2 separate regions of the Homo sapiens genome follow, and region 1 is linked to region 2. A link is a loop called in an ENCODE intact Hi-C map of the cell type or tissue named here. Cell type or tissue: A673. All regions are shown on one strand.

What was found. Hi-C counts contacts between places; a loop is a spot of excess contacts. Peaks named below come from ENCODE experiments on the same cell type or tissue, not always from the same donor. Only the 100,000 strongest peaks of a DNase experiment are listed, where the experiment ranks them.
Region 1: it touches region 2 in a loop (5-fold over the local background); 2 of 110 quality-filtered maps call a loop at or near these places.

What each region holds. Positions count from the first base shown.
Region 1 is chr11:34,042,049-34,047,048 of GRCh38, forward strand. LOC101929918 (a long non-coding RNA gene) reads right to left here. Exons shown (of 3, transcript XR_931177.3): 3 at 2,539-3,327. Among named protein-coding and RNA genes, the nearest start is that of CAPRIN1, 7.2 kb to the right of the region's middle. In A673, no CTCF peak of the experiment used is centred here; DNase peaks (open chromatin) are centred at 2,023, 3,053 and 4,263; H3K4me3 peaks cover 1,209 bases; H3K27ac peaks cover 4,631 bases.
Region 2 is chr11:33,928,245-33,933,244 of GRCh38, forward strand. No RefSeq gene overlaps it. Among named protein-coding and RNA genes, the nearest start is that of LMO2, 39 kb to the left of the region's middle. RefSeq lists a cis regulatory region at 4,641-4,790. In A673, no CTCF peak of the experiment used is centred here; a DNase peak (open chromatin) is centred at 2,437; H3K4me3 peaks cover 1,233 bases; H3K27ac peaks cover 2,747 bases.

The sequences.
Region 1 (5,000 bases), 110 kb after region 2:
CAAAAAAACAAAAACAACAAACAAACAAACAAACATGGCTAATAACAAGTGTTTGATGAGGATGTAAAGAAATTGAAACCTCATACAAAGCTGAATATGGTGCAGCCACTTTGGAGAACACTTAGGCAGTTGCTCAAAATATTACATGTAGGCCAGGCACAGTGGCTCATGCCTGTAATCCCAGCACTTTGGGAGGCTGAAGAGGGCGGATCACGAGGTCAGGAGATTGAGGCCAGTGTGGTCAACATGATGAAACCCCATCTCTACTAAAAATACAAAAAAAATTAGCCGGGCGTTGTGGTGCGCACCTACAGGCCCAGCTACTTTGGAGCTTGAGGCAGGAGAATCGCTTGAACTCGGGAGGTGGAGGCTGCAGTGAACCGAGATCACACCACTGCACTCCAGCCTGGGCAACAGAGCGAGACTCCATCCCAAAACAAAAACAAAAACAAAAACATTACACATAAAGTTACCATATAACCTAGCAATCTACTGTAGGTGTATACCTAGTGAATTGAAAACATGTGTTCATACAAAAAACTTGTACATGAATGTTGCATTAGTCTGTTCTCTCATTGCTATAGAGAACTACCTGAGGCCAGGTGCAGTGGCTTACACCTGTAACCCCAACACTTTGGGAGGCCAAGGCAGGTGGATCATGAGGTCAAGAGATCAAGACCATCCTGGCCAACATGGTGAAACCCCGTGTCTACTAAAAATACAAAAAAAAATCAGCCAGGCATGGTGGCGCGTGCCTGTAGTCCCAGCTACTTGGGAGGCTGAGGCAGGAGAATCACTTGAACCCAGGAGGCAGAGGTTGCAGTGAGCCGAGATCGCGTCACTGCATTACAGGCTGGTGATAGAGTGAGACTCCGTTGAAAAAAAAAAAACTACCTGAGACTGGGTAATTTATAAAGAAAAGAGGTTTAATTGGCTTACTGTTCCACAGGCTGGGGGAGGCCTCAGGAAACTTATCATCATGGCAGACGGCAAAGGGGAAGCAGGCACAATCTTCACATGGTGCAGCAGGAGAGACAGAGTGAGGGTGGAAGTGCTACACACTTTTAAACAACCAGATCTCGTGAAACTCACTATCACAGCAACAGCAAGAGGGAAGTCTGCCCTTATGATCCAATCACCTCCCACCCACTAGGCCCCTTCTCCAACATTGGGGATCACAATTTGACATGAGATTTGGGTGGGGACACAAATCCAAACCATATCAAATATTCACAACAGCATTATTCACAACAACCAAGAAGTGGAAGACACCCCAAGTGTCTATCAATGGATGAATAGACAAACAAACTCTAGTATACCTATTCAATGGAATATTATTCAGCCATAAAAAGGAATGAAATTCATGCCAAAACAAGGATGTATCTTAAAAATACTATGATAAGTGAAATAAGCCAGGCACAAAAGGCCATATATTGTAGGGTTCCAGCTATCTAAAATGTCCAGAATAGGCAATTTCATAGAGAAAGTAGATTAGCAGTAGCCAGGGGCTAGGAGGAGGGGTAAATGGGGAATGACTGCTAATGAGGTACATGTTACTTCCTGGGGTGATAAAAATGTCCTAAAATTAGGTAATGGCAATGGTTGCATTACTCTCAAATATCAAATATACTAAAAACCAGTTAATTGTACACTTTAAATGGGTTAATTTTATGATAGGTAAATTAGAGCCCAATAAAAGTTATACAACACACTGAGCTGTTGTTTTAGTTTTGCATAATTTACTTATCTAAATTATTTGCAATAAACTTGTATTACTCTTGCAATTTTTTAAAAATGAAGGTTTAAAAATATTTAATTATAATTTATACTTTTTTTCTGTGAAAAGGCTGCATAAACGCATTCCTTGTCACACCATCATTTCTTTTTCTCACATCAAATCAGCCCTAGCTATCCTAAAGAACTGTCTTCTTTCCGCTTTAGGTGGATGTTAGCACAGCATTCACGAGGAGAAACACCACCAGCTCTAGCTCCAAAGAACGCCAAGGAATATGATCTTGCAATACTATAGGGCTGCCAGATCTGCATTTGGTTTAGACAAGGAGGGCCCAGAGAAAAGGTTGCTGCCTTCTTTCATTGTCCTCTGTAGGCAAAGTCTAAATGGGGTATGACTAGGATGTCCAATATCTCCTTCTATTTTTTCTCTTCTGCCCTCTTTTTGGTTTTTTTTTTTTGGGAGACGAAGTCTCACTCTTGTCCCCCAGGCTGGAGTGTGATGGCGTGATCTTGGCTTACTGCAACCTTGGCCTCCCGGGTTCAAACCGTTCTCCTGCCTCAGCCTCCCGAGTAGCTGGGATTACAGGCGCCTGCCACCACGCCTGGCTAATTTTTGTATTTTTGGTAGAGACAGGGTTTCATCATATTGGCCAGGCTGGTCTCAAACTCCTGACCTCAGGTGATCCACCTGCCTCGGCCTCCCAAAGTGCTGGGATTACAGGCATGAGCCACTGAGCCCAGCCATCTTCTGGTCTCTTTAAGAGGAAAATGCAAAACAAAAAGTAGCAGCAGAAAACATACATATTACAGTACACTACTGTCATTTTTTATTACTTTTTTTTTTTTTTTTGAGATGGAGTCTTTGTTGCCCAGGCTGGAGTGCAGTGGCGCGATCTCGGCTCACTGCAACCTCCCCCTCCTGGGTTCAAGCGACTCCTCTGCCTCAGCCTCCTGACTAGTTAGGATTACAGGCATTAGCCACCACGCCTGGCTAGTTTTCGTATTTCTAGTAGAGACGTGGTTTCTCCATGTTGGTCTTCAAACCCCTGACCTCAGATATCTGCCCGCCTCGGCCTCCCAAAGCGCTAGGATCACAGGCGTGAGCCACCTCACTTGGCCGCCTTTGATTACTTTTTAAAATTTCTTCTTAGTTTTTTCCTTGTTCCAATATTTTCCCTAGATCGGCTGTACCAGCATCGAAACAGGGCTTGTTAGAAACTCAAATTACCAGCCGGCCCTCAGAGTCTCCATTAGTCATTCAGCGGGCGGGGCCCAGCCAGCAGCGCTTTAGCAAGCCCTCCAGGCCGTTCTGACTCTTCCCCGAGAAAAGGCTTCAGCTTTTCAAGTATAACGTACTATACAAGAGCTGAAACTACAGACTTGCTGAGTCACCCTTCCTTTCTCTTGGTCACCCGAACCTTCCATTCACCATTCTGCCTGGATTCCATTCTGCCTGGATTCTTCTCTCGGCATATTTCTCTCGATATTTTCTCTTCCATCTTGGAATCTGCTTCTTCCTGAATCAGCACCTCGAGTTTGCCGTCCTTTTCCATCTATCAACATGCCCTACTTAAGACACTGTCACAGCACTACCTGGGAGGAAAGATAGGAAGATACCATGAAAAGAAGATGTTTTTGAACATTTTTGGCACTTATTTTTGTGAAAATGAGTAGCATGTACACTCTACGTCTATAGAGCAGAGATTCACAAGCTTGAATGTGCAAAGGGGAGTTTCGTTTTTTAAATGGATGTTCCTAGGTTTCAGATTCTGGGATGTAGAGGCAATGTCTGGGGGGGAGTCTAGGAATTTTCATTTTGACAAGTACCCCAGGTCATTTGGAAATTGGTGGTCCTTGCCTACTTTGGGAAGCACTGCATCAAAGACGAGAATTGGGGTGTGGGGGGTAGGGCTCTCTCCTTTGCAAATTCTACATCCACTGAAAATCTATGCAAGAAAAAAACAAACACAGGACCTACATCTTCTCATGACATTTTTCACATCTCTAGTGATTTGGTGCTTAGGAGACCTTTAAATCAAGTTCTCAGGCTCTCAAGATAAACAAGTTATCAACACACAAAGAGTAAACCATTAATATAGGGGGAGTTGTGCTGTTAGGTGTGAAAATTATTCTTGAAATAATACTATCCTGACCAGCTATAGGAACAATCTTGAATAAGCTGATTACTTCTATACTTATATTCCCCTAGTATGTATTAACTGAGATACATAAAGTTTTATTCCTTCCAAAATTCATGGAGCAGTTAGTTGTTACCTTGAAGGAAGTTATTTTTCTCAAATTATTGTTCACAGTGGTTGTATGTATTAGTAGGGGAATTGATACACAGAATACTTTATTGCCTGAAATGACCATGATTATTCATATTGCCAAGATGCAAGATCACCCTACGAACAGATCAGCTTGCATCTTGGCAACATGCATAATGCAGTTAGTTCTCTTTTTTTTCTTTTCCTTCCTTCCTTCCTTCCTTCCTTCCTTCCTTCCTTCCTTCCTTCCTGTCTCTCTCCCCCCTCCACGCTCCCCCCTTTTTCTCTTTCTTTCTTTCTCTTTCTCTCTCTCTCTCTCCCCCACCCGCGCCCCACCCCCCTTCTTTCTTTCTTCCTTTTTTTTTTTTTTTTTTTTGAGACAGAGTCTTGCTCTGTTGCCCAGGCTGGAGTGCAGTGCCGTGATCTCAGCTCACTGCAACCTCCGCTTCCTGGGTTCAAGTGATTCTCCTGCCTCAGCCTCCTGAGTAGCTAGGATTACAGGCATGCACCACCATACCCGCCTAATTTTTACATTTTTTTTAGTAGAGACGGGGTTTCGCCACGTTAGCCAGACTGGTCTCAAACTCCTGACCTCAGGTGATCCACCCACCTTAGCCTCCCAAAGTGCTGGGATTACAGGCGTGAGCCACCTCAATAAGGCATTTCTAAAGGCATTTTTAATTTGGGGCGCCAGTGTCATCAGAGTAGCTTTACTTGTAAAGTGCTAGAACAAGTGACTACTTTTTTGTTTTGTTTTTTGAGATAGAGTCTTGCCCTGTCACCCAGGCTGGAGTGCAGTGGCGCAATCTTGGTTCACTGCAACCTCTGCCTCCCAGGTTCAAGTGATTCTCCTTCCTCAGCCTCCTGAGTAGCTGGGATTACAGGCACCCGCCACCATGCCCGGCTAATTTTTGTATTTTTAGTAGAAACAGGGTTTCACCATGTTGGCCAGGCTGGTCTCGAACTCCTGACCTTGGGTGATCCGTCTGCCTTGGCCTC
Region 2 (5,000 bases):
CAAGAATTTTCAGCATATCATTGCCAATAATGGTGAAAAATTGGAACCCACAGAAGATTGGCTAAATAATAATACCTTATATGATTGAATACAATGTAGCTATTAAATATGATGTTGTAGGATATTTAATTACATAGAAAGATGCGGATGATATGTTGCTTAGAGAGAACAGCAAGGAACTGCACATAGGGTAATGGGCTTTTTTGATTCTCCCACATTGCCTAGCACAGCTGTAAGTGCAGCATGAGGGTTCTATAATTCCTTATTGGTCAATACCAGAACTTCAGGAAGGTGGACGTTTAGGCAATCTCCTCTTCCATTGAAGTATCATTTTTCTGACTTCAACCATGTGGTTCTTCAATCTTTATCACATTCTAAATCCAATCATTAATAAACATATGAAGTGTTCATCCTCATTAATAGTCAAGGACAAGCAAATCAAAACAACTCTGAGATACCACTACACACCCACCTAAATGGCTAAAATTTAAAAGACTGACAATACCAAGTGTTGGTTAGGAAGTGGAGCAATGGCAACTCACATACACCCTTTTGAAATTAGTTTTGCTGAAGCTGTAAAAATTGAGTGTTTATACATTGTGTATATGACCCACAAGCCCACTTTTAGTTGACGCTCGACAGAAATGTGTGTGCGTGTACTCTAAAATACACACACAGGAATATTTATGGCAGCATTATTTAGAACAGCCACGGGCCAGGTGTGGTAGCTCACACCTATAATCCCAGCACTTTGGGAGACCAAGGCAGAAGGATTGCTTGAGGCCAGGAGATTGAGACCAGCCTGGGCAACATAGTGAGACCTGATCTCTACAAAACACAAAAAATTAGCTAGGTATGGTGGCATACACCTGTAGTGGTAGGTACTTGGGAGGCTGAGGTGGGAGGATCCCTTGAGCCCAAGAGTTGGAGGCTGCAGTGAGCTATAATTTTGCCACTGCATTATGGCCACAGAGCGAGACTCTTTCTCTTAAAAACAAAACAAAACAAAACAAAAAAACAGAACAGCCACAAACTGGAAACAATCCATATGTCCATTTATAATAAAATCGTTAATGTCCATTTGTAATAAAATTGATAACTTGTGTTATACGCATACAGAGAATTCTCTGTCATAATGAAAATGAATGAAGTATAGCTATAAGCAACAAAACAAAGTGGAACAAAATAAGCCAAATATTAAAATATATACCCTCTCATAAACTGTATTATATACTTTCATTTATATAAAGTTTAAACACCTAAAACTAAACTATAGTATTAAAAGTCAGGATAGCAGTTACTTTGGGGAGGAGAGAGGAAGCAGTGATTAGGTGGAACTCTTGAAGTGCTGGAGGTTCTGGGGTGCTGGTAATAACCTATTCTTGATCTGGATGGTAGTCGCATGGTGTTTGCTTTATGAAAACTCATGAGGCCGGGCACGGTGGCTCACGCCTGTAATCCCAACACTTTGAGAGGCCGAGGTGGGCGGATCACTTGAGATCAGGAGTTCGAGACTAGCCTGGCCAGCATGGTGAAACCCCATCTCTACTAAAAATACAAAAATTGGCCAGACAAGGTGGCAGGCGCCTGTAGTCCCAGCTGTGCAGGAGGCTAAGGCATGAAAATCATTTGAACCCCCGAGGCAGAGGTACAGTGAGCCGAGATCATGCCACTGCACTCCAGCCTGCAACAGAGACCTCTCAAAAAAAAAGAAAGAAAAAAGAAAGAAAATTCATGAGCTATACACTTAATAAGCTGTGTACTTTCTAGGTATGTTGTATACTTTACAATACAATGTTTTCATATAATAAATTTAAAATGGATCATATAATACATTTAAAATGGATCATATAATAAGACATGGCTTTACAGCACTTTCTAGGAGTTAATGCCTAACAAACTGGGATTCACTGTCTCTTAGGATTCCTCAAGGGACAAGAGAGCATCCCTCTGAGTGTTGCCTGACTCCCCAGGCACCTTGGGTGCCACATAAACAACAAGCACAGCCCAGCTCCTGACGATAGAGCCCAATCTGGCAGCAAATTGAGACCAGCAGAAACCCCAGTTGGGGGATTTCTGTGAGGAGCCCAAACAAGGAAAGAGACCCACCCCATAGGCACTGGTGGCTCATGGAAGCCTGTCCCTCTGCCTGTGTTGGAGATAGGAGAGCATTTAGACTTGAATAAAGCCCCTACCAGCCCCCACTGAAGGAGCTGTTTGTTTCCAAAGGCCTGGTGGAACAACTAACTGTAAGCTAGGGAGAGGAAATTACACAATGGATGTTGAAATGTGGGCTTGTTGAAAAGTTGTCACTCGAGTAATGAATGCCCTATTTCCTGTTTTTTTGCCGAAAGTTAAATGCTGGGCATAATTAGCTAGTAAAAAAGCAAGCTTGGCAGCAGAACAAAAATAGCACATTTTGGGAGCCCAGGCCAATTAAAATTGTTTATGCAGCCATTTAGCAATATTTTTCTCCAAACTATTATGACCGGGAAATATGCAGCATGAGACTGTAAGGCAAGTTCCTCAGAAGAAAAATGGCCCACACACTGATCCTTTAAACAGCCTGCTGTTCTCAGGGGATTTTATAATAAGAATGAACACTTCCATCCTCCTGAACTCCCTGGGCCTCCTTGGGATCTTGAGAACAGCATCAGTCACACTCTGTAGCAGGCAGCTGTTGACGAGGCGCTGCAACCTGCTAATGTTAAGATTAGCCAAGTTCCCTATGTGTTAGCGGGGCCAACGATTATGGATTTAGCTGCCTAATGCAGTCATTTAAATCATCTGGCTGATGCCATAATCGGACTGAGTATATGAAATATTTTTGTTAATAACTGGACACTCTGACTGGTCTTAGGATTCCTTCCTTGCTAGAACTCAGCAAAATTGCCCTTGGCAAGGTTTGTCTCGATTCCAGCTCTTCTCATTGCTGTCTCTCCCACTCCCTGTGACCCTGACAATCTTCCACCTTAAGTACTCAGATTACATCTTTCTTTCCCTCTCCAGCCTTCCTGTCAAAACCTGCTTTCAGATTCTTCATTTACAGTAGGGTAGAATAGAATAGTCTGATGACAGCTTTCAATGCTAGCAATCACAGCTTCTAGCTAAGACATGAAGCTGTGATTATGAAATTCCAGGCATTACCCCACTGGATCAAGGAATGGTGTGGGCAGTTTGGAGGCAGGGATCTTCTCAGCCTCCCCCCCACCAAATTAGCCCAAGATAAAAAGCCTATTTTACTTAAGTTACCAAGATAACCCACTTGGTTGAACCCCTTTATTGGCTGATAGGAGAGAGAAGATTTCTAGAGATTTTCACTCAATGCCCCAGAAGCTACTGCACATTTTGTCTGAGCTTGGCCACCTCCTCTGCCAGAGTTGTGGATGGCAGCTCACAGGCGCTTGCCAGCCCAGAGGCATTGAGGGGAGCACCTGGGAGGCTATTAAAGCCTTTTATCCTTGCTGGATTGGACAGAATTATTCAAACAGCAGAGGAGCCATCTCCTTCCTTCCTGTTCACCCTCTGTTCTTTTTTATAATGAGTTATTCATTTGTTCATTACTTCATATGTAGGTAGTACTTATAAATATACGATTGTTAGAGGCAAAATGCTTGTTCCTCGGTGCCACAAAGAAATAGCACTCGAACATAAATTTAATTTTCTCAGCAAGGCAATTTTTACTTCTATAGAAGGGTGCGACTCACGGATGGAGTAATGGCAAAAGCACACCTGAACAAGGGAGGGGAAGGGGTTCTTATTTCTGATGCAGGTAGCCCCTACAGCTGTGTTGCTCCCCTATTGGCTAGGGTTGGACCGCATAGTCTAAGCTAATTCCGATTGACTATTTTAAAGAGAGCAGGCGTATGAGCCAGAGTGGTGGGGTGAGCAGTTTGGCGGGAAAGACAGTTACGGAACAGGTAACTAAAGGTGACTTAGGTCAGAGCAGGTGACCAGGAGTGACTCAGGTTAAAGCAGGTGACCGGGATGAGTCAGGACGGAGCAGGTGACCAGGGGAACAGATGTGAACTACTGATTAAAACTGGTGGAAAAGGTTGTTTACTGAAACTATGAGGAAGTTAAACTTTAAAATGGAGGACAAAGAACTGAACATACTGACATACTGATTCTTCGAAGAGAAATCTAGAACTCACTGTATCCAACACGGATGAATCAAAAACAATTTAACTTGACATTAATGGATCTCTTGGGCTTGACCCCAGCCTCCCCGTCTCACCTTTTCTCTGACTACTCATTTTCCTGAGTTTGCCAAGAACCGCTGGCCTCAGAGGCACATGCTGTACTTTTCTACTTTCGTGCTTTGTTCGGGCTCTATCTCCTGCCTATGCTCCTTTTTCTCCACATATGCAAATCTCTCCCATCACATAAGGCCAACCTGAATCCCACTTCTTACCATCTCTGACCACTTCCGGCCACAGTGATCTCCTGTTCATCTGAACGCCTATAGCATTTATTCCCTCATCGTGTGCGTGGCCTTTAGTCAAGAATGGCTTTTGACATGTCCTGCATTGCTATGGAATGTTTTTGGCAGGGGGAGAGGGTGGCATAGGGTCAGACTCCCTCCCTCCCTCCAGCCTATGGGCATTTGAGTCAGGAAGGGACCCTGGTCCACAGTTCCAGGTCAGAACTAAATGAAGTTCCTGGCAATAGTCCCACCCGCTGGGTCCCCACAGGAATTTCCTGTTAACACCCCCGCCCTCTGCCCTCCATTTCCTCTCCTCCAGGCCCCACCTCTGTCATGAGTTGCCCTGATAGCACCTCCATTCTCTCTCCCCTCCACTTCAATAAGCAGTACAAGGCTTAAGATAAGAAAACCTTATGGGGTCAGCTCCGCAGCCCCAAAAGTGCCACCATGTTGATTTTATTTTGTTTCTACAGGTAGATGTGGTTGCAGTGGCTGTAGTAACCCTTTGCAAAAACCAGTGATTTTGAAAGGTTATCAACCCTCTGTTATTCATTCAGCAAATATTTTCTCAGCA